Regions from separate parts of the Homo sapiens genome. Here region 1 is linked to region 2. Evidence: read pairs that join two places in POLR2A ChIA-PET (ENCODE). Cell type or tissue: Caco-2. All regions are shown on one strand.

Region 1 (2,500 bases), 210 kb before region 2:
CAAATCAATACCAGTGGTCAAGGCAATGCCGTGCATGGTTGTTTGAGGCCTTGGTACCTGAATCAATGATCTTGGCAGAGAGAATGAGATTATTCTGATTGGTTTAAACCCTGGAGTTGGGCTGGATTCAATCCCATGTAAGCCACATACAGCAGCTACATTTGGGTGGAATGGATATTAGAGTACAAACTACAGATTCCATGATAGATTGTTTCTGTTTTTCTTTTTCTTTCTTTTTTTGGAGATGGAGTCTCGCTCTGTCGCCCAGGCTGGAGTGCAATAGTATGATCTTGGCTCACTGCAACCTCCGCCTCCCGGGTTCAAGCGATTTTCCTGCCTCAGTTCCCAAGTAGCTGGCTTACAGGCATGTGCCACCAGGCCTGGCTAATTTTGTATTTTTATTAGAGATGGGCTTTCTCTATGTTGGTCAGGCTGGTCTTGAACTCCCAACCTCAGGTGATCCACCTGCCTGGGCGTCCCAAAATGCTGGGATTATAGGCATGAGCCACTGCGCCTGGCCTTATTTTTCTTATAATTTGTACAAGTTCTTTATGGATTATGGGTATCAACCCTTTTCTGTTTTACATGTTACAAATATTTTCTCTGAATCTATTTGCCTTTTAACTTGATTTTAGTATATTTTACTATGTGTATATTTTGAATGTTTATATGATCAGATCTATTAGTTATTATTTTCTGTTGTACTTCTGGGTTTTGTGCCATATGTTGAAATCCCTTCTCCATCTAAGTGATAAAAATATTCTCTGAGGCTGGATATGGTGGCTCATGCTTGTAATCCCAGCATGTTGGGAGGCCGAGGTAGGAGGATTACTTGAGGCTAGGAGTTTGAGACTAGCCTGTCTCTAAAGTTTTTTTTTTTTTTTTTAATTAGCCAGGCATGGTGGCATGTGCCTGTAGTCTAAGCTACTCAGGAGGCTGAAGCAGGAGGATCCCTTGAGCCCAGGAGTTCCAGATTGCAGTGACCTATGATCATACCACTGCACTACAGCTTGGGCAACAGAGCGAGACCCTGTCTCTAAAAAATACATACACGTGTGTGTATGTATATATTATATTCTCCGATGTTTTCCTCTAGTACTTTTATAGTTAGAATATATATATTTAAAATATATACATTTAAATATTTAATCTGTCTGGCATTTATTTGTGCTTTCGCTGTGAGCTGCGAACCTAAAATTTTTTCCAAATGTTTAGCCATTTTCCCAGTGAATTCATGGAATAATTTCTTTCTCTCAGCTAACTCAAGTGTTATATTTATTATACACTAAATTCTTACATACATGGGTCTGCTTCTGAACTGCTACATCCTGTTTTGTTGATCAGTGTCGTTTATTCCTGTGCTAAAGCTGCTCTGTTTTAATTATTGGTTCTTTCTAGAAAGTGTTTTGTTTGTTTTTTTTTGAGACAGGATCTTACTCTGTTGCCCAGGCTTGAGTACAGTAGCGTGATCATGGCTCACTGCAGCCTCGAACTCCTGGCTCGGGTGCTCCTCCCACCTCAGCCTCTTGAGTAGCTGCGACTACAGGCACATGCCACCATGCCCAGCTAGTTTTTTGTATTTTTTGTAAAGACAGGGTCTCACTAGGTTGCCCAGGCTGGTCTCAAACTCCTGGGCTCAAGTGATCCTCCCACCTCGGCCTCCCAAAGTGCTGGGATTACAGGTGTGAGCCTCTGTGCCTGGCCTAGAAAGTTTTGTTATCTGTTGCAACAAGGTTCCCCCTTTTGTTTTTCAACATTTTCTTGACAATTTTCATGAATTTTATTTCAAGATGAACCTTACGTAAGGGAACTTGTAGCCCAGACCCTTGTGGCATTGTAAGTAGCTTCTGAGTGGTGCCTCTCTCATGGGCCTCTTTGTGTTTCTCTGGCCAGAGTCCTTTGAATATCCCTAGGCTGGTGATCCTAAAGCTTGGGCTTCTCCATCTCTTTCCAATCCACATGTTTGGAACATGTTTTGTTTTTTTCTTTTCGGAAGCTATAGGACCTCCTTCTTTTAGTCTCTAAAGACCCAAGAGAAGTTAAACCTTAAAGCTTTTGTATTATCTATTTCTGTGTAGCCAATTACCGCCAAATGTAGCAGTTTAAAACAATACATGTTTACCATCTCATAGTTTCTGAAGGTCAGGAATCAAGGGCACTTTAGCTGGGTTGCTCTGAGTTTCCCATAAGGTGGCTGTCAGAATGTTGGCAGGGCTGGAGTCAGCTGAAAGCTTGCCTGCGCTAGAGGCTCCGCTTCCAAGCTCACTCACATGGCTGTTGGCAAGAGGCATCAGTTCCTCACCACAGGAGCCTCTTCATAAGGCTGCTCAGGACATGCCACCTGGCTTCTCTCATAGTGGGTGAGCTGAGAGAGAGACCACGACAGATGCTGCAGTATCTCTTATAGCCTATCTCAGAAGTGGCATACCATTACTTGTAACATACTTTTTGGTTTATACATTCTGTGATATGGAGAGGGAGGCAGCTAGACAAGGATGTG
Region 2 (2,500 bases):
GCCCTGCTCTGCACCCAGGAAGTCGTCAGCGGAGAAGTGGTCCGCATCCCAGATCTGCAGGGTGAGCCGCGCGGGGATCTTGTACTCGGTCTCGTCCCAGGAGAACATGGACTCCTTCTTGGAGATGACGATCTTCTCCTCCGCCGCCAGGTAGTCGAAGGGGAACAGGTAGCGCCAGTTGAAGTTGCCCTCGCCAGTGAGGGAGTGGTAGTGGACGTCTGTGTCCTGCTTGTCCTCCTGCTGGCCCTTCAGCCACCTGTGGGCGCCACATCTCCAGACCCGCAGCCAGGCTGGTGGGGCCTCTCCCACCCACAGCCACCTTCCCTCTGCCTCCTCTCCTGCCCCCCGGGAAGCAAGCCCCACCCAGCTCAGTCCCTCCCATGCAGGGACTGCTCACCCACCCCCTCACGAAGATGTCACTGGACTTCTCCCCTGTGAAGAAGTCGTCGTCCTCCAAGACCACCTCATCTGTGTTCCAGATGATGACCCGCAGCTCGTACCTGGGCCCAGGGAGAGAAGGCTGGTTAGCAGCCCCAGGTGGGGGTTATGCCAGGGTGCCAGGGCTGGGATGGGGCAGGCGGAGAGAAGCCCTGGGGTCTTGGGGTCAGCACAGGGCCTGGGCCAGGCTGGGGCTGGAGGAGTGGTTTGGGGTTGGGGGAGCAGAGGCATGAGTGAGAAGGCCCACCAGGCACATGGCTGTGGGCGGTGGGGGTGGGGTGAGGGGAGGAAGCCACCCTCTGTCTCAGATGCTAGTTCCAAGAGAAGTCTGCATTTAAGCCCAGTAGCCAGCAATGGAAGCCCATGGAAGCTGTATGTCCCTGTCCCCAAAGAGGATTTTCCCCTCAAGGTTTAATTGTAATTATGAATGATGTAGTTCATTTCAATCATTAAGAGTGAGGCTGAGTCATTCACTAAAAATTGATCTGAGCATGGCTCTCCTGGGATTGCAGACAGGGCTGCGAGCCCAGAGTGGCCCAGTGAGTTGGGTGCCCCCTAATGACAGGCCCTGGAACAGCTGACTCATGGCCTCAGGTTTCCAGGACATTCCTGGCAGAATTTGCTGCATGATTTGCTGGGGCCAGCGCCAAATGGAAATGCAGGGTCACTTGTCATAAAGAATTTCAAGATGGCAACATAGGAGCATGGAAACAAGAGTGGGACCCTGTGTGGCTTCCTCCATCCCTGAAGCTGGCCCTGAATCCAGTCACTGTCTGACAGCTGGACTTGAACCTGCCGCTTTATGGATGGGAAACCCGGGTTCTTTTCACTCTACCACCTCCTGCCTCTTCCAGGCACTCACTCCTGGATTCATCACTGGCAGGCACTCCAAAGAAAACTTGGCGGAACATCACACTAGCCTGGATGTGAGGATGACGCAGGGCCGGCTCCCAGGGGTTCTGTGTGTTGTGAAGGAGTGCGTCAGTGTGGGCATGTGTGTGGGTGTCCGTGGGAGTGCTATGCTGTGTGTGTGTGTGTGCATGAGATGCATGTGTATGGGCGCGTAGACCGTGTAGATACAATGCACCGGAGTGTGCTGTGTGGGGCTTGTCTCGCTCACTGATGCAGGGTGGAAGGCGTTGTCCTGCCTTAGCACGTGGGGACTCTCCAGGGCAGGCCCTAAACTCTATCGATTGGTTGGTCAGTTTCTCCCCTATAAGGCCCAGTGGCCACACCCAGGCCCCAGGGATGCCAACTGGCCAAGGCCATCTGGACCTGAGCCCCCCGCAGGAAGGGTTGGGCCGTGGTGGGAAGTGGGTGGGGTGGGCCGGAAGGGAGTAGCGCTGGGCCCCAGGCCGCTCACTTCTTGGGCTTCCGAGGTGAGATGTCCAGAGGCGTCCCAGGGGCTGGCATGTCCATGGGGAACATGTCCACCCACAGCTCCAGGCGGCCCTGAGGAAGAGGGTTGTGGCAGATCTCCCAGGGCCTTCTCCCTCTGCCCAGGAAGATCAGCTCTCCTCTCCCTCCTAACCTTTGTTCTGTCAAGGACCCAGTTCATCAGTTTCCATCTTTGGATGCCAGGAATTCCTATGATGTCACCAATAGCCAATCACAGCTTCTGAGGGAGACAACCCAGGTCTCTGCCTGAGCTGATGTAATTCTCACTCAAAGCAAAGACCCTTGCCATTCAAGTTACCCTGAGGGGCCTTGGTGGGAAGGTGCCTGCCAGGCTTTCTGGAATGCAGCGGACAGCGTGAGGCCTGGCTTCTACCTTTACTGACTCAGGTTGGGGATCCCTGGTCCCCAATACCCAAGAACCCCAGTCTTGGCCATGCAAGTGTCACCTGCTCGATGCCCGGCTTGTCGGGGTTGAGCAGCGGCCTCGTCTCCACATGCTCTGGCACCAGGCGGCAGCCTGCGCGGGGGATGTCCTCCCAGTGCCTCAGGGCCAACAGCGCCACATGCTCGTCTGTGGGCTTCCTCTGACCTGTGGGTGCCGGCGGCTCAGCTGCACACATGGCTCAGCAGAACCAGAAGACCTTTGCTGGGACTAGGGACTTAG

The links. Peaks named below come from ENCODE experiments on the same cell type or tissue, not always from the same donor. Only the 100,000 strongest peaks of a DNase experiment are listed, where the experiment ranks them.
Region 1: POLR2A ChIA-PET joins it to region 2 with 5 read pairs; 3 of 35 experiments call an interaction of 5 or more read pairs at or near these places.

The regions. Positions count from the first base shown.
Region 1 is chr2:26,249,784-26,252,283 of GRCh38, forward strand. The region is part of intron 1 of HADHB (hydroxyacyl-CoA dehydrogenase trifunctional multienzyme complex subunit beta); the gene reads left to right. Among named protein-coding and RNA genes, the nearest start is that of HADHB, 6.1 kb to the left of the region's middle. In Caco-2, no CTCF peak of the experiment used is centred here; no DNase peak of the experiment used is centred here.
Region 2 is chr2:26,461,682-26,464,181 of GRCh38, forward strand. OTOF (otoferlin) reads right to left here. Exons shown (of 47, transcript NM_194248.3): 40 at 2,283-2,425; 41 at 1,802-1,890; 42 at 402-500; 43 at 15-256. Among named protein-coding and RNA genes, the nearest start is that of DRC1, 61 kb to the left of the region's middle. RefSeq lists enhancers at 1,171-2,370, 1,940-2,234. In Caco-2, no CTCF peak of the experiment used is centred here; DNase peaks (open chromatin) are centred at 1,010 and 2,050.